2 separate regions of the Homo sapiens genome follow, and region 1 is linked to region 2. Evidence: read pairs that join two places in POLR2A ChIA-PET (ENCODE). Cell type or tissue: Panc1. All regions are shown on one strand. Links, peaks and the distances in the headings refer to the core of each region. The heading gives the core; the rest is flanking DNA. Region 1 has its middle 16 kb from the start of RET. Region 2 holds the start of LINC02633 (long intergenic non-protein coding RNA 2633).

Evidence for each region. ChIA-PET counts read pairs that join two places held together with the same protein. Peaks named below come from ENCODE experiments on the same cell type or tissue, not always from the same donor. Only the 100,000 strongest peaks of a DNase experiment are listed, where the experiment ranks them.
Region 1: POLR2A ChIA-PET joins it to region 2 with 17 read pairs; 2 of 35 experiments call an interaction of 5 or more read pairs at or near these places.

Annotation. Positions count from the first base shown.
Region 1 is chr10:43,055,925-43,066,383 of GRCh38, reverse strand. No RefSeq gene overlaps it. Among named protein-coding and RNA genes, the nearest start is that of RET, 16 kb to the left of the region's middle. RefSeq lists enhancers at 3,212-3,711, 3,712-4,213, 7,943-9,942. In Panc1, for the core only: no CTCF peak of the experiment used is centred there; no DNase peak of the experiment used is centred there; H3K27ac peaks cover 585 bases.
Region 2 is chr10:43,314,216-43,324,674 of GRCh38, reverse strand. It overlaps LINC02633 (long intergenic non-protein coding RNA 2633), which reads right to left and starts at 1,681. Exons shown (of 2, transcript XR_945901.3): 1 at 975-1,681. LOC105378271 (a long non-coding RNA gene) reads right to left here and starts at 6,277. Exons shown (of 3, transcript XR_945902.3): 1 at 6,080-6,277; 2 at 4,367-4,462. RefSeq lists a silencer at 4,476-4,693 and enhancers at 4,096-4,928, 5,846-6,395, 6,396-6,946, 6,947-7,497. In Panc1, for the core only: no CTCF peak of the experiment used is centred there; no DNase peak of the experiment used is centred there; H3K4me3 peaks cover 518 bases.

The DNA.
Region 1 (10,459 bases), core at 1,263-9,262, 260 kb after region 2:
CAGCGGGGAAGGACGCTCCTAGAACACACCACACCACACTCTGCAGAGACTTGGGTTTGCAGACAGCTCTCGGCCTTCTGACACCCGTTTTTTCAGCTGGACTCCTCATGCAAGGCCCGGAGCCCTTGGAAGCCACCCATCCAGTGCCTCTGCCACCCCATCAAAAAGGGTGGTCATTTCTGTGATCTAGGCCTGGATCCCACCCAAGATAATCCATGACCCTGTACAGTACTGAGTGTCAGGGAATCTATAGCAAGTGCATTGCCTTCACCTGCAAAATGGCTGCAGTGACAGTCCCACCTCACTCCGAGTCGGGGCACGGATTCTGTGAGATGTGGGAGGGGAGGCCCCAGCACAGAGCAAGGGCTGAGGAGCTGGGGGTGGTCACTTGCTGAAGGCTCACTCAGAGCCTGTGTGAGGCCAAAGCTGGGCCTGGGAGGCTGGGAGGAGAGGGAGGATGAGGGACGGCTAGGGGGCCCTGCCCCTTTAGTTGAGGCTCCCAGGCAGCTGCAGACCCCACTCCCAGGTGACGGCAGCACTGGCAGTGACACCAGCTGGCCTGCGCATTATTTCCAGACTGAGTCTTTGGAGCAAAGGAATTTTCCTTCTTTAATGAAAACCTTGCAGCCAGGGAAGCCCCCCACTAAATGACTGATACTCAACACATATGCACTTCTCAGAAATGTCTCCTAGTCAATGAAGAAGAGATAATAGTCAGTGGAATAAAAATTAATCTGGCCACTATAGGAATTAATATAAAAACATCAGATGCAGGACTTATAAGGGATGCCACCTCCACCTAACCCTTCCTAGGTTAAATACCCCAGGGATGCTGATTTACATTCTGTGCTGCAGGTCTCTGCCACCATAATCAATAGTAATGAGAAATGGGGCCAGCTGGGCCTGCCCGGCTAGGTGGGGTGGAGGGGAGTGTTCAGGGGGTGGGGAGGCTGCTGGGAGCAGGGGCCCATCTGGGCTATCCCATCCCCTCCCTCTTCCACCCTGGTGAGCTCTAGGCCTGCAGCAGAAGGATTTCCAGAGGCCTGGCCCAGGGCCCCTCTCATCAAGCTTCTCCAGGGAAGGAGAGGGCAGGTAAGGGTGGGGCAGGGTGGGGCTGGCTGGTCAGAAGCTGTCTGAGGCCCATGCAGTGGGGCCCCCTCCCGGGGCCTGGGCTTGGAGATGCTCATGGCATTGATAGTCCGGGATCAAGGCCTCTGAGGGCTGCCCACCTACTGAAGGTGCTAGGGAAGAGTGTGTTCCAGCCTCTCTTTGCTTGTAGACAGCTGTCCCCTCCCCATGTCTCTCCTCATGGTCTCCCCTTTGTGTGATCCACCACCACTGTGGCTCTGTGAGAATGATGGGCCCGCACTCCCCACTTCGGGGAAGCTCGCCTGAGCCACTGTTCACTCTGCCATCCCCAGTCTAGGTGCTGCTGATGCCCTCAAGGAGTTGTAAGTCTAAGCCCTTGCTGGCCATGCCTGAGCTGCCTCTCTGCTTTCCCCTGCTGGGAGCATCAAGCCTCCCCGCGGCTGCAGGGCTGTAAGAGCAGCAAGTTTCCTGCCCTCCTCTTTAGGAGCTGTGCTTGCTCAGCTCTGCCCCATCCTGTGCATACACCACATGGGGCAGAAGGGGGATGGCGGAGGGGTGGGGGCGGTTGAACTGTGCCACCCGTCCCTCCACCTGGAGGCCCTGGGGGAGACCAGCAAGGGGAGGACAGTGTGTTTATCCCCTGCCCCCTCCTGGCAAGGCCCCGGTGACCCCCACCCCCACACCCAAGTCCCTCTTTCTCAGCCAGGTTTGGAGGTCCAGTACCATCCCCTGAGCTCCTGCTGGGTCAGCCTCTCTCCAGGCCTGGGGGTTCCCCATACTGCCCACACCTCTGCCCCTACAGGAAACCCCAGTCCCTGCCCCCTTCGTGTGCCCTCTGCTTCTGCTGGACCCTGGTCTTACAGCTCCCAGCAAAATCCCCGCAGGGCTAGCTGGTGTTGGGGGGCTCAGTCCTTTGTCCCTGATGATGGGAGAACCAGCCCTTCCCAGTGCTTCTTTGCTGCTGCCTCCTTTGTGTGCCCTGCTCTGAGCAGCCTGGGCAACTCCCATACCCACTGCCCACCCTGGGCTGACTCAGGACAGGCCCCACTTCCCATGCTGGAGTGCTAAGCCCCAGGACCTTAAAATGCGACTGTATTTGGAGCTAAGGTTATTAAAGAGGTAATCAAGGTCAGATGAGGTCGTTAGGGTGGGCCCTGATCCAGTATGACTGGTATCCTTATAAAAGGGAAATTTGGACACCAATAGACACACAGAGGGGAGACCATGAGGAGAGACGTGGGGAGACACAGCTGTCTATGAGTAAGGAGAGGCTGGAATAGACCCTTCCCTAGCACCCTAAGGGGGCGGGTGGCCCTTGGAGGCCTTGATCCCAGACTTCCAGCCCTGGAACTGGGGGGCAGTAAACTTAACCACCTAGTCTATGGCCCTTCCTTACAGCAGCCCCAGCAACTCATGTACATTGCAAAGGAATTCACTTTAGGGAATGCAGAGCACCATTTGTTTTTTGTTTGTTTGTTTGGTTTGTTTGTTTTTCAGGGATGTTGGTGTCTTAGATAGGTTTTTTTGTTGTTTAGTTTGTTTTGTTATGGCTTCATGAATCAGAATTTATTTACTAACGAATAGAGGTTGAGAGGAAGCTGCTGACTGGTGGGAAGGTGGCCTGGTGCTGTCTTGGTGGTGGCCTTGGTAGAGGCTGGTCCAGTGGTTGCTGGGATAGAGGGGCATGGGCTGTGACCTAGGTGGGGAGCTGCAGCCCTCATCTCCAACTGAGGACCCCAAGGACCACGGCGTGGTGGGAGCTGCACTCTGCCTTCCCCCTGTTGCTGTCCTGGTGATGTTTTCTGTGCCCATGGATGGCAGGGTGGTTGATCAGGAAGCCTGTGGAGGCCCAGGGGGCAACACCCTCCAGCCAGAGACTGGGGCATGGGCTTGTCCTCCCACATGGTCACAGGTCAATACTGCCTTAATAAAAAGGGCATACATATTTTAATAAAACCAAAGACAACTCATCTAATGAAACCCATTGCAGAGGATCCTTAATGCCTGGGGACCCACGCTGCTTGGGGCCAGGCTCTGCTCTCGCATCGTCCTGTTATTGCTGCTTTTAGAGTGGAGATCTAGAAAGGGCCATTTCTCTACAGGACAGTGCACAGCTTGCCACAGATCTGCAGGAGGGATTCAGAGACCTCACAGCCTTTGGAAAAATGAGCAAATATCTAATTCTGAAGACTAATACTTTTTAGTACTATGAAAACTTTATCTCCCATTAAATAGATAACCCCAGACAGGGCTTCCAGCCTGTAGCGCTTTCCCTGTCACAGACCCTGGTGGCCACGGATCCATGACTCCTGCAGCCGTGAATGTGGCTCTGAGTCCTGCCCCCAGGCCCAAGGAGCTGTTCTCGACCCATCGGAGCCCGCCCAGTATGCAGAACCATCACTGCAGATGGGCTCTGGCCCTCTGCCTGCCTGGGATCTGCACCAGGGATCTGCAGACACAGAAGTCCCAGGGAAGGCCGGGGAATCACCTAGGGTGTGTTCTCCCTGTCTAGCGCTGAATGAGAAGCCACCCCCAAGCTGAGTGTCCTAAAGCAACACCATCATTTGCCTTGCTCCTGAGTCTGCAATCCGGGCAGCGCTCCGTGCAGTAGCTTGTCTCTGCTCAGCTCTGTCTCATTTAGGGCAGGCGGCTTGCGGGCTGGGGCTGGCAACACTGAGCTCCCCTCATGCAACTGGTGGCTGGTGGCTGTTGTTGACTGTCGGTTGACTAACAGCTCCCTTGCTGGAGCTGTGGGCCGGGACCGCTGGGCTTCCTTACAATGTGGTGGCCAGAGTCACGTTACTGTCTGTGACCCATCATCGGAAGTCACCTAAAACCCTCTCTCCTCTTCATCTCAGCAGTTGTGAAGGCACCCCTGGTTTCAAGGAGAGGAGAAATAGACTCTGCCTCTCAATGAGTGGTGGCCAGATCCTGGAGGAACACAGAAATATTGCTGTGGCTGTTTCTGGACAATGAGATCTGCAACCTGCTGTGCTGTGGGCTAGAGGTCAGACCCACCAGGGAGTCTGGGCCCAGGGATCAGGTTCCAAAGATGGTTCACCACCAGGAGTTAGGGACAAAGTCCAGAATGCCTCTTCACTACATGGATGTGATCATGTGGCACTGCCCCACAGGGACGTCAGTGTCCACTCTGGCCCTGGGGCCTCATTAGCACAGCGAGACTAGACCCAGACACATCTCAGGGGCCTCGGCTTCCACTGCCTGCAATGCCAGGATACGCTGATCTGTGAATCCTTGGAATCTCCTTCGGGAAATGACCCACTCAAAGGGAGGATTTGTCATCCTGGTGCATTGTATACATCTCATCCAACTTCCAGACAAGCCGTAATTCTGTGAGTAATGGCTTGGCGGTGTGAGGTGATGTCATCAGGGCAGACGCTTTGGTGGAGAGGGATGTGTGGCCTGGACACAGCCACCTCCCTCATGGAGCCCCCAGAGCTCACCTACCTCAGAGGAAAGTCAGGGCGGTCAGCCCCTTTCAGCCAGGATGTTCAGCTGGGAGCTGGAGGCAAGGGCATCCATTGAGTTTGGACTTCTATGCCTGTGACACCTGTGCAAGTGATGGACTCCCCGAGCCAGGGTCCCCTGTGCCCCCACGAGGAGGAGCCTGAGGGTGAAGGATGGCTGCTCAGCACACAGGGTGTGATGGAGAATTGCAGGCGCTGGGCCCTGGCCTTGTCCTCCCACTGCCTATTGTGGGCCACCCGAGGCCTCCACACTCCCCGTCACATGACAGCGCCCACCTTGCAGCAATGTACATGAAGGGCCCAGGGCCCCCTTTCCTCCTGTGAGGCCCAGCATGCTGCCAGACACATGCGAGGTCCTTGGTCAGCACCTCGGGGTCACAGGACCTGAGGCCTCTCTCTGGATTCTGACCATTCTCAGAATGGGGTCTGACCTGTGGCCAGGGCTCAGGAGCACCTGGTACCTGGAGCTGTCTGCACTGGGGCAGAGTAGGCCATCCGTGTCCAAGTGCTGGGCTGGGTTGCCAAGTGGACCCCAGTGAGGACGGAGATGGGGGGCTACTTTCCTGTGTCTGGGTGGAGGTCTACTCCAAATGCCCATGTCCTGTATCCGAGCCAGTAGATTTGAGTCTTGGAAGGGACTTCGGCAATCTCAAAGGTCTATGAAAGAAAAAGGCCAGGCATGGTGGCTCACTCCGGTAATCCCAGCACTCTGGGAGGCCGAGGCAGGTGGATCACCTGAGGTTGAGTTCCAGACCAGCCTGGCCAACAAGGTGAAACCCTGTCTCTACTAAAAATACAAAAATTAGCTGGGTGTGGTGGCACACACCTGTAATCCTAGCTACTCAGGAGGCTGAGGCAGGAGAATTGCTTGAACCTGGGAGGTGGAGGTTCCACTGAGCCAAGATCATGCCACTACACTCTAGCCTGGGTGACAGAGCGAGGCTCCAACTCAAAAAAAAAAAAAAAAAAAAGAAGGGAAAGACCAGATGATGGTTCATTCCACATAACATTTCCAGAAGCTGTGTGCGGAGCGTCTCAGAACGTGGAGGTCCTGGGCCCCTCAGAATATCTGTCTCCCCGACCTGCCCCACTCTGCTTCTCTAGGTCGGCCTCCCCACCCTGGGTCATGCAGCCTCCTCCCGGCCCCTGCCCTTGCCCTCACCCCTGCTGATCTGCTCCAGAGTGACACTGGCAGGCAGCAACGCCCTATCACACCAGGTGCATGGGGGCTGGTGTCTTATCAGCACCAGTTAGCCTGACCCTTGTCTGCAGCTGGCAACGAGTGGCCCAGGCTGCTCTGATAGGTGGGTGCCTGTGTTGTAACACAGATCAGTATGGAATGCCAGTGTGGCTGCCAGGTGCCACAGGATCCTCCTCACCCTGGCTCACCCCCACCTGCCCTGCCTGGCCATTCCTCCTGCCTGGGAGGGGCCGGCCCCAGCTTGCTGCAGCCTCTCCCTCACTGTGCCCTGGCATCTGCGCAGCCACCCGGATTGCTGTGTGAAACATGTTCCCAATCTCCCTGTCCTGCTCTGCCTTCCTTACACCCCTGTGATAGCTGCATTTGTCTGTGTGTTTGCATTCTTATTTGCATGTTGGCATTAACCCTGACATAAAGTTCCTGAAGGCAGCGATGCGGTTCCCTGCCTCCAGTGCTCGGAAGGTGCAGGCCCTATAGCTGTCTGCTGGTTACATAAAGAGGTAGATGGTGATGCACCCAGATGCGGCTCTGCCTGGGACTCCAGTGGCTGTGCAGTGTTCCACCGTGGGGCTGTGCTGTAATAATTCATCCACTCCTACTCGAGGACATCTAGCTTTTCTATTTGTTTGCTCCTATAGACAAAGCTGCACTGCACATCTCTGCATTCATGTGTGACTATAGAAAAAAATCAGTAATTCCAGGATCTGGACATACTGGTCAAGGAGTGTGTACCAAACGACTTCCCCAAAAGTATGTCTAACAATTTATGATTTTTTAAAGAGACAGGGTCTGTGTCACCTAAGCTGGAGCACAGTGGTGCAATCACAGCTCACTGTAGCCTCGAATTCCTGGACTCGAGATCCTCTCACCTGAGCCTCCCAGAGTGCTGGGACCATAAGCCTGAGCCACTATGCCTGGCCCAATTTATGACTTTTAGCAATATTTGAAAACATATGTAAAAGAATGAACCTAGCCCCACCCCCTTATGGGACCCCTGAGACCTCGAGGCCAGGCTCTGCGATGTGTCTCTCCTCTCAGATGTGGGGACAAGTCTGGGGAGGGTGTGATTTCCAGGCCGCTGGGCCGAGATAACCAGTATGGCCCCAGCTTCAGGGGCTCACACCCAGGCTTCCTCACTCCTGCAGAAACCAGCCTTCAGTGGGTCCTAGGATCAGGCTGTAACATAGGAAAATGCCAGCGAAGTCTCTGGGGAGGATGGCCATTTCTCCTCCTGTGCTGTGAGGGGCTTTCTGAAGTTCACGAGTGTTTATTCAGCACCTGCTGTGAGCTGTGCTGATGCTGTGACAGGGCAGGTGGTGGGGATGAAGCTTGGGACGACAGGGAGTGCCCTGCCCTCAAGAGCCTGCATTCTCCTTGAAGGAGACAGACAAAGAGCTGGGCACTGGAGCCGCCTACGTGGGGAGTGAGAAGCTCGCAGTGGGGAGGAGAGCTTCACGCCCACTGCTGGGGCCATACTCTTGAGCTGCCCTTCCCCAGAGGCTGCTTGGGCCAGGACTTACTTCTAATGGATGGAAAAGGCAGAAGGGATGGCTGCCACCCCCAAGGCCCCCGTCTGACAGAGGCCTGTGGGTTGTCTCACTGGTGCCTGCTCCCTCTCTTGCCTTGCTTGCTTCGATGTCCTCAGCAGCGCTCTGGGGGACCGTGTGCCAGGGACTTGGGGCAGCCCTTGCTACAATTTGAGAGGGAGCCCATTCCTGCCTTGTAAGGGAGCCTGAGGTGGACCCGGCCCTGAGATGACCCGATCCAGTGGACCCTGAGTGCAGCCTATGGGAGACCCTGGGCTGGGGGTGGGGGACGTGGCAGTGAGCCATGCCCAGGCTCCTGACCCGCAGAAGCTAAGACTGTAATGTTCTCAGAAGCCCCTAAGGTTTGGGCTGATTTGTTCCTCAGCACTGGCTAACCAACACCAGGGTGGGTGCGGTTTAAGATGGGATAGCAGGGCAGGAGTTATTTGAGAAATGAGTTGTAGAAGGAAGAGAGGGAATCATGGGACCTGGGGGCGGAATTGGATTTGGGGACATGTGTTTGAGGGTGCTCAGGAGACCAGGGCACTGGAGTACAGTGAGGGGGTGAGAGGAGGTGGGGACCAGGGCAGAGAGGAGAAGGGGCTGTGCTGGCATCTGGGCTTCAGCTTACCTTAGGGAAAGGGCGCCTTTAAGACCTCCAGCAGCTGCCATGTTCCCAGGTCCAGGTGGCTGTTGAGTGGTTTGGGTGGGGAGTGGGGTGGCAGTAGAGATGACCAGAGGTGTGAGGTTTATTTCCAAGGTAGACCACAGGTTGGGCGGTGGGGGTGTGAGGGAAGAGGGCTGTTTTTGTACCTGAGAAGGTGATGGTGAGCAGGTTTTGGGTAGACCTGGAGGCTGGGGTTCACGGGTACAGCCCGGAAGGTGTATCCATCCTTGAGGTGGAGGGTGCAGAGGTGGGGCCTGGTGTCACGCGGAGTCTGTAGAGTGTGAATAGAGACGAGCACTGGGTCCCCCCACGGGAAGATGGGGGGAGGTGTGGGGGATGGAGAAGGAGGGAGGGGCCTGGCAGAGGGGTCCTGGAACTCGGGAGGATGGTGTTTCAAGAGGAGGGCTGAGCCACTGAGTCACCACTGTTGCCAAGCTCTGCCTCAGTTTAGCGAGGTGAGGTTAGTGGTCAGGTGTCACAAAGTCTCTGTGGAGGGCTTCAGTGGGGCAACCCCAGATGGGGCCACATCTCTGGAGCAGTTTTACCATCAAGAGGAGCAAACAAACAAGCAAAGCAGTCAAACACACTGTCTTAAGGACAGGGAAGTAACAGTATTTTTGGATACAGACGGGGAGGATCTGGCTAGAGAGGAAACCCGCATGAGGCAGGAGCAAGGGATGGTGGCTTGGATAGTCCCCAGGGAGGCAGGAGCAAGGGATGGCGGCTGGGACAGTCCCCAGGGAGGCAGAGGGAAATGACTGGGCTGGTGCTGGTTGGAAAATCAGAGCGTCTGGTCTTCAGGAAGTTCTAGAGGATGCAGGTGCCCCTGCAGCCTGCAATGGTCCCCTGCACACCCCGCTGCGACCTGGGGGCAGCATACGGGAGCCAGAGCTGAGCTGGGAGACTGCGCTTGGAATTTCCTGACCTGGGTGAGGTTCAGCTCCTAATCTCATATTGCATCTATCACATTATTTCATGTGGTCTGTGAGAAGCTGAAAGAGTGTGGGCTGAGAGGATTTGCAGAGGGGAGGAGAAGCCAACCCAGGACACTCTTCACTGACCCTCTGAGGTCTGGGTCGGGACCAACAATTTTGGTCACTGCCAGGGGTGCAGCCAGGTGGCAAGAGCTCTGGGCTGCAAGACCAGGCTCAGATCCAGGCAAGGGACAGCTTTTCTGAGCCTCAGTTTCCTCATCTGGAAAGTGGAGCAAGTGAGAGCCCAGCATCACAGGCTGCATGAGGCCACCATGGGCAGTGACTTCATCCAGATGAGGAGCAAGATGGGTGTGCACAGAGGGGCAACCAGGACCCACAATCACAGGTTGTACACAGAGATGGCAACCAGGACCCACAATCACAGGTTGTACACAGAGATGGCAACCAGGACCCACAGCCACTGGGTGTGCTCAGAGTGGGGCAACCAGGACCCACAGCCACTGGGTGTGCACAGAGTGGGGCAACCAGGACCCATGACCACTGAGTGTGCACAGAATGGGGCAACCAGGACACGTGACCACTGAGTGTGCACAGAGTGGGGCAACCAGGACCCATGGCCATCAGGTGTGCACGGAGTGGGGAACCAGGACCCACAGTCACCAGGTGTGCACAGAGGGGCAATGAGGACCCACATCAGGGGGTGTGCACGGAGAGGGCAACCAGGACCCACAGCTACCGGGTGTGCACAGAGGGGGTGACTAGAACCCACACCCACTGGGCTTGCACAGAGGGGGCAGCCAGGACTCACAACCACAGAGTGTGCACAGAGGGGCAACCAGGACCCACAGCCACCAGTTGTGCACAGAGGGGGCAGCCAGGAAGCATCCTACCCACCCTCTCGATTTCACCAGGAGGAACTGGGGCCCAGAGAAGGCAGTAAGTGGCTGTGGGCACCAGGCCCACTCTCTTCTCCACTGACCATGTCAGACCAGGCTGTTTCTGGGAAGCAGCAAGGGGTTTTCAGCCAGGACTTGGTATCCAGCCAGGAGTCTGGGTTTCAGCCAGGAGTTGGTATTTGTTAAAAGAGATGAAAAAGGTGAAGCTGTTATCAAGGGAAAGTATCTGGGATCTGAGTTCACTGCAGGGTCTCAGGAACTAGATACCATCAGCCAGGCCTGCATTGCGGATGTGAAGGGAAGCTGGGAGCTGTGTCTGTCACACATGGGAGCTCCCAAGCCCCCACCCCACTGCACTGCCCAGTGCTCCTGAGAGCCTGGAAGATGGAAACAGGTTGAACAATCCAGGAGGCACTGACCAGAGATGCCCTTGCTGTCAAAGCCTGGAGCTAGCAAACTGGCAGCCTCCAGCTTCCTCCAGCAACCTGGAGCTGGCAGTGGTGGCCATTTCGGCAGGGAGGTGGCTGGGGTTGGAAGCCCTGCATCCTGGTCTGCACAGGCTGTCAGGTTTGCTAAGTCCTGGAGCTCCCAGCTGCCCCCACAGATGAATTTCCCCTGCTGCTGCTTCATAATAGGTGGGACTCCATTTAATTGGAC
Region 2 (10,459 bases), core at 705-8,704:
CCAGGAGCTCCAGACCAGCCTGGGCAACATAATGAGACCCCCATCTCTACAAAAATAAAAATAAAAAATAAAATTAGCCAGGTGTGGTGGTGTGCGCCTGTGGTCCCAGCTACTCAGGAGGCTGAGGTGGAAGGATTGCTTAAGCCTGGGAGGTTGAGACTGCAGTGAGCTATGATTGTACCACTGCACTCCATCCTGGGCGACAGAGTGACACTCTGTCTTTAAAAAAAAAAAAAAAAACTTGCCATCAGCTCATAGATAACCAGCTTTCAAGTATATTTTAAAAATTCGGCTGGGAGCAGTGGTTCACACCTGTAATCCCATCACTTTGGGAGGCTGAGGCAGATGGATCACTTGAGGCCAGGAGTTCAAGACCAACTTGGTCAACATGGAGAAACTTCGTCTCTACTAAAAATACAAAAATTAGCTGGGCGCGGTGGCACATGCCTGTAATCTCATCTACTTGGGAGGCTGAGGCACTAGAATTACTTGAACCTGGGAACTGGAGGTTGCAGTGAGCCAGAATCGAGCCACTACACTCCAGCCTGGGCGATAGAGCAAGACTCTGTGTTAAGAAAAAAAAGTCCGGGTGCGGTGGCTCACACCTGCAATCCCAGCACTTTGGAAGGCCGAGGCGGGTGGATCACGAGGTCAGGAGATCAAGACCATCCTGGCTAACATGTGAAACCCCGTCTCTACTAAAAATACAAAAAATTAGCCGGGCGTGGTGGCGAGCGCCTGTAGTTCCAGCTACTCGGGCGGCTGAGGCAGGACAATGGCTTGAACCCGGGAAACGGAGCTTGCAGTGAGCCGAGATTGCGCCACTGCACTCCAGCCTGGGCGACAGAGCGAGACTCCGTCTCAAAAAACAAACAAACAAAAAATCTGTTTTCTTTTGGTCCCCAAAAAGCAAGCCGATTTTCCACTCATCTTTAAGCTTTGATACTTCCTCCAAGAGATTTTTTATTGTGTACCTTACTTCCTTGAAAAGGTTTCATTGTTTTGGGTTTCTCTTCATTGTCTGATTAAACACTTAAACAATGTTCTTTTATAATTTATCTTCATCTGTCGTTCAGTTATGTGTTGTCTTCCTCCGCCGCCCCGCACAGGAAAGTGAACTCCCTAGAAGAAAATGGCTCCCCAAAATTATATGCTCCGAACTCCTCCTGACAAACAGACAGGTTTTCAGGCAGAGGGACCACTAGACCTCCGTGAAGGCTCAGGAAGCGCGGGGCCCTGCCGCTTTGCCCGGAGGGAACCTGGTGGGCGGCCTGCATCACACCCCCATCCCACTCCAGCCCCTTGGGGGCTTCCCATTCTAGACACCCTAGTGCCAGAGCGTTAGAGTCGCCAGGTCCTGCTGGGCCTTGATCCTCTCTGTGGTCTGTTATCCTGGCTATCTTTTGGGCTCCATTTCTAGCTGTTTCGTGGGTTTCACAGAGAAAGTTTCTTGGTAGGAAGGATGGGAGCCCAGGAGTGTCCAGTGGGAGGCATGACTTTGGTATTAGTGACATTGCCCGGAAACAGTGCGTTTGAAGCCGCTGTCCCTGCTCTCTGCAGGCTCCCCGCTCTCTGTGGTGCCCCCGGGGAGTGGCAAGAAGCGGCATCCATCATCTCCCTCGGCCCAGCCCGGGCCTACGGCGTTCACCGGAGCCTCAGCCCCGCCCCCTCCAACTGACTCAGCCCGCCCCGCGCCCAGATGGCCAATCACTGGCTTAGCTCCTAATGCGCCACAAAGGCACTGGCAGTCTGGCCCCGCCCCAGCCCAGGACGCGCTGTTGCCATGGTGACGGTAAACCGGCTTGGTCTGAGTAGCCAAGCTCGCGTGTGAGACCCCTGCACAGACACTCAAGGGGCAGGTGAGGGGCGGAGGGGCCACGGTTGCGAGAAAAGAGGCCCTCCAAAGCCCCCGCAGCCCTCCTTGTTGGTTAGTGAAGATTTTGGCCCCACCTCGCGTCTCTTCACCGCTTCTGTCATCTTCCCGGATTCCTTCAGCGTCTACCTTGGTCTCTTGGGGCCTTCGCTCCTTGACCGCGAAAACAAAGTCGCTTCTTTCCTAAAAGTCTTCCTTTCTTCCTCAAAGTAATCATTCTTCAGGTATCTTGAGCAAAGTGCACAGAGAGCCGAGCCTCCTGAAGGCCGCTCCCTTTGTCAGGGATTGGAGTAGGGTTGGGCCAACTTGGCAGTTCCGCCCAATTCTGACTGGCAGGACCAGAAACCAAGGACTCTCTGTCTGTGGTATGGGCAAGTGGCCTTGGTAAATGACGTGGGGAGCTGCGGAGGCATCCATGACTTTCTTCCTTTTTTTCCTTTCTTTCCTTTCCTTCCTTTCCTTCCTTCCCTCCCTCCCTCTCTCTTTCTTTCTTTTTCTTCATTTATTTCTTTTTTTTTTTGATACGGAGTTTTGCTCTGTCGTCCAGGCTGGAGTGCAATGGTGCGATCTCGGCTCACTGCAACTTTTGCCTCCCGGGTTCAAATCATTCTCCTGCCTCAGCTTCCTAAGTAGCTGGGATTACAGGTGCGTGCCACCAAGCCCAGCTAATTTTTGTATTTTTTAGTAGAGATGGGGTTTTGCCGCGTTGGCCAGACTGGTCTTGAACTCCTGACCTCAGCTGATCTGCCCGCCTTGGCCTCCCAAAGTGCTGGGATTACAGGCATGAGCCACCATGCCTGGCCAACACCCTGTTGTTTAAGCCACTTTGGCCAGGATTTCCTGTACTTGAACCTGGAAGCATCCTTTATAATATGCCATCCTTATGATAACACCTCTGTCCCACTGTGAACACCCATGAGACTCTAGACCTCAGTATTACCAGTCACTGCACCCTCTCCGAATCTCCAGGTCAGCCATCTCCCTCCCATACCCTGCCCAGCCTTCCGGTGGACCTCACCATCTCTTTGAAGGCCTTTCCTCACTTGGCTTGAGACAGCATTCCCTGGTCTTCAGCCTTTCTCAGGGGGCCTCCCTGGGTCTCACTTTCTCACCTTTGTGGTGGCAGTGGTGCAGCCTCCATCCAGCCTTGGACCCTTCTTTTGATCTCTTCACCCTCCTTAAATGAAGGTATCGAGCCATGATTTTTAAATTTCATCTGCATGCTGACTCCCCAAGCCACTGTCTCCAGCTTGTTTTTATAGACACAGGCTCAAGCAGCCAACTGCCTCACACACATCATGCTTGGATGCTGTATTAGTCCGTTCTCACACTGCTGAAGAAAGGCCTGAGACTGGGTAATTTATAAACAAAAGAGGTTTAATTGGCTCACAGTTCTGCAGGCTGTACAGGAAGCATGGCAGCATCTGCTTCTGGGGAGGCCTCAGGGAGCTTTCACTCATGGCAGAAGGCAGAGCGGGAGCAGGTGTCTCACATGGCAGGACCAGGAGCAAGACAGGGAATGGGGAGATGCCCCACACTTTCAAACAGTCGGATCCCTCCCGAACTCACTCACTAAGAGGAGAACAGTGCCGAGGGGATGGTGCTGACCCATTCATGAGAACTCCGCCCCCATGATCAAATTACCTCCCGCCAGGCCCCACCTCCAACACTGGGGATTACAATTGAACAGGAGATTTGGGTGGCGACACAGATCCAAACCATATCAGATATCTAATGCCCATTTCAAATTGAGCATGTTCGAAATAGAATTACTGATGTCTCATGTGTCCGTGTGAAGAGACCACCAAACAGGCTTTGTGTGAGCAACAAGGCTGTTTATTTCACCTGTGTGCAGGCGGGCTGAGTCTGAAAAGAGTCAGCAAAGGGTGGTGGGATTATCATTAGTTCTTATAAGTTTGGGGATAGGCAGTGGAGTTAGAAGCAATGTTTTGTGGGCAGGGGGTGGATCTCGAAAAGTACGTTCTCAAGGGTGGGGAGAATTACAAAGAACCTTCTTAAGGGTGGGGGAGATTATAAAGAACCTTCTTAAGGGTGGGGGAGATTACAAAGTACATTGATCAGTTAGGGTGGGGCAGAAACAAATTACAATGGTGGAATGTCATCAGTTAAGGCTATTTTCACTTCTTTTGTGGATCTTCAGTTGCTTCAGGCCATCTGGATGTATACGTGCAGGTCACAGGGGATATGACGGCTTAGCTTGGGCTCAGAGGCCTGACAACTGATACGCACCCAACCCCCCTGCAAAAAAAACAAAAACAAAAACAAAAACCACCCTGCTCCTGGGAGCAGAGATTCTATGTTGAAGAACTGCAGGCAAAAACGGAGGCAGGAATGTTAGGTTCTCCAGTAGGGGTGGTGGGGAGGTGTCCAGACAGGCACCGGCTCCAGCAGGAGCTTGGAACTGCACTGCGGCAATAAGGGGATGTTGTTCCAGAGACACATTGTAGCGAGTGGTCTTGGCAAAGCACTTACCCATGATCTTAGCTGACCTCCAGGACAGAGCTGAGATGGATGGATGTTGGTCACCAAATTTCAAAGGGACCCCCTTCCTCAAGGTCTCCAGTGGCACTAAATGAAAATAAGGGGCCAGAGCATGAGCTCACTCATGACGCTGCACTGTTTGATGCTCTTTGCAATTTTTTTTTTTTGTTTGAGACGGAGTCTCACTCTGTCGCCCAGGCTGGAGTGCAGTGGCGTGATCTCGGCTTACTGCAACCTCCATCTCCCGGGTTCAAGTGATTCTCCTGCCTCAGCCTCCTGAATAGCAGGGATTACAGGCTTGTGCCACCACACCCAGCTAATTTTTGTATTTTTAGTAGAGACGGGTTTTCACCATGTTGGTCAGGCTGGTCTTGAAGTTCTGACCTCCATGCCCGTCCCTTTGCACATATTAACTCATTGAAAATACATGACCCACCAGTGGGGAGGCTCTCTTATCATTATTCTATAGAAAGGCAAATTGGAAATGCAGAGAAGCCACAGCCAGCTTGCGACTCTCTCTCCACCCCCTTGGCCAGGATCCCAGCTGGCTCCTGCATCCACCTCACTGTTTTCAGCCTGGCTCTCAAACTCCTCCTCAGCATCCTGCCTTGCTGTGAGCAAAGAAGCAGTCCCTTGGCTGACCACCACAGGGACTTCTTAAAAACATGAGGTTTCTCCTTGGCGATGATGATCAGGCCTGAAGCAGAGGACGAGCAGGCAGGGGTGTCCCTAGGGAAGCTGGACTGCCGTGCGTCCCGAGCCGGACCCCAGGCATCTCCCCTGTGGGGTAGGAGGCTGGGGCAGCAGGCACGCTCGGACATTACTCACTCAGTGCATTCTCTTCTTCACCATGCACTTCCCATGAGCGGGGGAAGCCACATCACTGTTTATCTGTGGAGTCTGTCAGTCAGTGTAAGGGCCTATTCCTAGAAAAGGTGTGATTTTGCTCACCCCACACTGAGGGCACCGCAGTGCTAAGGCACAAAGTGACAAGACGCTCCCCTCTGTGGCTTCCCGAATGTGAGCTTGTGCCCCAGCCAGCCATGGAGTCATGGGGAGTTGCTTCCTTCTGCTCCCTCCTGAGAGTCCTAGAAACCTCACTCGGCTCCTGGGCGCAGTCTCACATGTAACGTTGTCTGGTGCGAAGATGCCTGCACCACCAGCCATGTCCTCATGGTGTCATTTGCTGAGTGTCCAATCCGGCTCTTTCCACCCTGGCTTTGAGACAGTCCTCTGTTGGAGATACAGTTTCTAGCTTTTAGCTTAAACTGAGTCTCCAGGCAAGCATGGCAGAAAAGCAGAAACCATCTATCCCGAGATGACCTGACAGCCTGATTAAATAATGACACTAGCTGGCAACAGAAGAGTCGAGAGGAGAAGTAACCCCTCATGAGGTTCGACCCAGAGTGATTTGGTAGGGATTTCCCCAGGGGCACGCAGCACAGCACAGCCAGGACATGGATGCGGCCCCAGGCCTTCCCATTCCCTCTGGAAAGAGTACGAGTTCTAGGGCATTTTATTAATATAACACTTTATTCATATCTTGTACATTTTGCATATACAAAATTAGCCTCTGAGCTTCACTTTTAGATTTTAGAACTTTTTCCGCCCTGTGGGCTGCATAAACAGGTCAGCAGGTCAGCTCTTCGGTGAGTAGCAAATAGAAAATGTGGAGCTAATTAAAGGTCAAGGACATCACGGTACCTGTTATTTCCAGGGCCTGTCTCATGTGGCTGCCATCTCGGGCAGTGAGGTGAGGGATCTGGCTGTCATGAAGCACCAAGATGGTTTGGGTGTAAAGCCATGCCGCCAGTCTTGGTGCCTTCCTGAGTTTAGTGTCTGATCATAGGGAAGATGACATCACAAAGGCAGGTCTGCAGAGGCTGGCCCCTTGGCCGAGGGTGAGGCAGGGACAAGACCAGGCACAGAGGAAGGGGAGGGCACATGAAACCCCCTGGTGTGTTCTTTCAGGGCACAACACAAAATAAAACCACAACAAGCAGCAAGGAAACAATTCACACCAAGGACAAGAGTGGAGCCTGGGGTGGGTCAGGGGATGCGCTCACCTCCAAGGCCAGCGGTCGCACCCTTGAGAGGCTGACTCAGGCTCAAGCACACAGAGGCCACCTGAGGACATGGCATGTCCTGCTTTCTATGCGGAGTCTTTCTATTTATTATTTATACCTTACCTTTATAACCTCTCTCACACATGATATCTTGTTTATTCGTTTTTTTTTCTCTTTGAGACAGGGTCTCACTCTATCATCCAGGCTGGAGTGCAGTGGTACCATCCCAACTCTCTGCAGCCTTGACTTCTTGAGCCCAAGCGATCCTCCCACCTCAGCCTCCAAAAGTGCTGGGATTACAGGCTTGAGCCACTACACCCAGCCTCATTTATTCCTTTAAAATGAGGAAAATGATGACACACCAAACTGGATTGTAACAAAGCCTGCACAAGCCTAGAACACAGCCCTTGATCCCCCCAGCACAAACGTCCTGCAAAAACCTGGTTTGGGAAAAACTCACCTTTGGAGATAACTTAGGGACAAGGAACCAGCAAAGGATCATCCTGAAGACCTGGCCCACAGAAGAATAACTGACAGGCAGGTGAGTCAGAGCACTGACCAGAAGGTGCGGCCACGTGCTGCATGAACAGCAGGTGACATTGGCGGAGGGAGCAGCCATCACTGCAAACCAGAGGCATGCATGAGAGTGCAGGGAGGCGGCAGGGCTGCTGGGGAGAGGGGATGCGGCCTGGCCAAACTCGAGGTTGGAAAAGCCCAGCTCGGAAATGATTTCCTTGGGAGTAGGCTGCAGGGAACCTAGTGCCAGATATCTACTGAAAGATATCTTCCAAGCTCCTTACGTGCAGAATCAGAACTGGAAGTCCTCACTTATTACCATTTTATTCTTGGAGCTCCATGCTCCTTAAGACATCAAATGAATCAGCAACGAACTGAACCAAAGTTTAAAACTCTGCACAGAAATGCCACGTTGCTGAATACTGCCACATTGCGGCCTTCTGGCCAAAGCAGCAAAGTTACCTTCTGAAAACCTGCAAGGCTAGGAATGGGCCTCACCCAGGGAATCACCCAAGGCCTCTGGAAGCCAGGCCAGGTGCACAGCGACAATCTGGGAGGAAGTTCCAGCCACAGGGAAGGAAGGCAGTTCAGGTGTACAGCCACAAGGCTGCACTTGCTGGGGCTCTGGCCTGCAGAGGCTCCCAGGGCAGGGAAGGCAGGAAGCACAGTGCTGTGGTGAGTGGCAGAGAAGGCCTTCGATCCACAGAAAGGAAGAAAGAAAAGAAAAGGATTAGCCAGGCCAGGCACGGTGGCTCACGCCTGTAATCCCAGCACTTTGGGAGGCTGAGGCTGGAGAATCGCTTGAGCCCAGCAGTTCCAGACCCACCTGGGCAACATGGTGAGACCCCATCTCTACCAAAAAAAACTCAAACAAACAAATTAGACAGGTGTGGTGGTGTGCACCTGTGGTCCCAGCTACGCAGGAGGCTGAGGTGGGAGGATCGCTTGAGCCAGGGAGGTGGAGGCTGCAGTGAGCTGATTGCTTCACTGCACTCCAGCCTGGGTGACAAAGCAAAACCCTATCTTGGAAAAAAAAAAAAAAGAAAAGAGAAAACAAGAACTGCAGAAATAGAAAGGAATAAGCAAAAAATCATCTAAACAAGAAGAGGAGACAAGAAGTGCAGGGAAAAATGACAGAAAACTGTCCACTCATCCGAAACCCAGGTGGTGTCCCTGTACCAAGTCAGACTGTGACCTCCATGCTCCAGGGCCGGCTGTAGGCAGGCTCTGAATGAGGAGGAGTTTTCAGAGAAGAACATCTCAAAATGGAAATATTTCAAAGACCAAACAGTGTAAAAGCATCTCCAGGAAGACCTGGGCTTCAGACCCCTACTGAAGGGGTCCCAGGCCCAGGCTTCCCCTGGTGGGGGGTGGGTCTCTGAGGCAGCACTTTTTCTCCTTTTCATGGAAATATTATGGTCCTAGAATAGAATCTGGGCCTGAAGAGGGGCCTCCCCTGGCCTCCAGGGGATGGACCACTTTAGTGTAAATGTAATTTTTTCAAGAATAGTTTTGTTTTATGTTATTTTAACACTCTCCAGGGCAATCTGCTGCACACTCCAGTGTGGGCAGCATTCATCCTAGCAGTTCTACCAAAGGGATCCGGGTCTGAGGACTTGTAGTTCATTATGGCCCTCCTGCTGGGGCCTGACAAAGGCGCAGCACCAGCATCCCAGGCGGCCTCAGGATGGAGCTGTGAGGACGCGGGATCCCCAAAGGTTAATGAAGTTCTCTCACAACCTCTGCAGCGAGGACATTCTCTGTCAGGAGAACCAGCCCTGGATAACTCCTTGTGCTTGTCCTAGTTCTGAGCACTTGGTACTTTAACTCATTCAATGCCTACAACCACCAGTTTTGAAAAAGTGAGAGGAAGCCCAGGGACGTGGAGTCACTTGTCCAAGATTGCACAGCTAGCGTGTGGCCAACCCAGCATCTGAAATCAGGCGCTGTGAGTCAAAGTCCAGCCCCACCCTCTGGCTCCCGGGACTTCTGTCACTTGTGCTCTCTGGGGTCCACTTCCTCATGCTGCCACCTCCGCCGGTCTCCCCAGGTGACGGGGAGGGTCAGCATAGCCAGTGCTCAGCCTGAACCCAGGCTCTTCTCTACCAAAGCAGATTGAGGGGGGGTGGGGGCAGCGAGTGAGTTGATGCCAGATGTTTGTTCATGGTGGCGCAGGGGGTTTAGCTCAGGCGCTGCTGGGTGGGCAGCAGACGCAGGCTCATCCCTATCTGCCTCGCAGAGGGCAGCACTGCCCCCGAGGTCACAGAGGTGGTCCTGCCTTCCGACACCATGCCGTTCTTGCTGTTTCCATGAACTCTCCTTGGCTTTCTCTGGCTGGCTCTGCTTTCACGCTGTTCTTTCCAGAACGCTTGGCTGACGATCGGCAGGGCAGGAGGTGAGGAGTACTCAGGGCCAGTGCAGCTGCCAGTGAAGCCCAGCTTCTTCTGTCCTGAGACACCTCCAGCCCCAGGCCATCCCCTGCCTCCCTGGCCCAGAGCCCCCAGCCCCTCCTCAGCCCCCCTCCCGCCTGCTCCCGGAGGTGCGCACGCCTGTCCTCCTGTTGTCTCAATGCCCTGGGATGCCCTGGCTAAGGCAGGTTTTCTGTCCTCCTTCCAGAGCACTTCCAGGCTAGCAAAATGGCAGGGACATCCTTTCCCCAGGCTGAGCCTGTCCTGTGCACCATCGGCCTAACCCCTGCTGAAAGCTGGGCTGTCCAGCACGTGGCCCAGCTGCCCTGAGTGTTGTCATCATGATGAGTAGATATCCTCATCACCGGGACCTGGGCTGTCTGACAGTGAACTGATTCCATGTCCAAGCCCCTGACTGTCTCCCCATTGGACCTGGCCAGCAGCTCGTGGCTGAGTAAAAACCTCCTCCCCACCAGTTGCCAGGCCGCCGGCCGCCAGTCTGATCGTGGGAGGCACCAGGTCTGATCTGCGCTGCCTCCTCTAGGGTCTGAGGGGCCCATTAACAGTCCTCAGAAGCAAGTCTACCTCGAGGACCAGTCCGTACTTGAGGCCCATGGAGCCTGGTTTGTGAAATCGCGTTCATGCTGGTGTGCAGGATAGGTGTATTCAGAATTGTGTGTGTAGGTGACAAAGTGCATTTTCTGAGACAGCCAATTTGTTCAGCTCTCCAAGGGTCCATGACCCCTGGTGGGTTAAGAGGCACCTATTGGAGGAGACCCATCCTGCTCTGGAAGGCCTGAGACAGACTCTTTCTGGGTCCCATTTTGCTCCCATTCCCAAAGGGGCAGCATCTGTGGGGAGCCTCAGGCCTGGGCTGGGGACGAGGGTGTGGGAGGCAGGCCAGGGCCCCATGGTCTTCTGGGGCTCACTTACGGACCTGCATGAATCACTGAATGCCCCCTACCATAGCTTCAAGGCTCCGTGAGGGGCACTGCTGTGGGTCGGGGTGGGGGTGCTGTCAGTGAAGGGCCAGGTCTGTGCCCGCTGTGGTCCTGGGATAGCCAAGACAGCGTGGTCTGGGGCTGGTCCTGCGT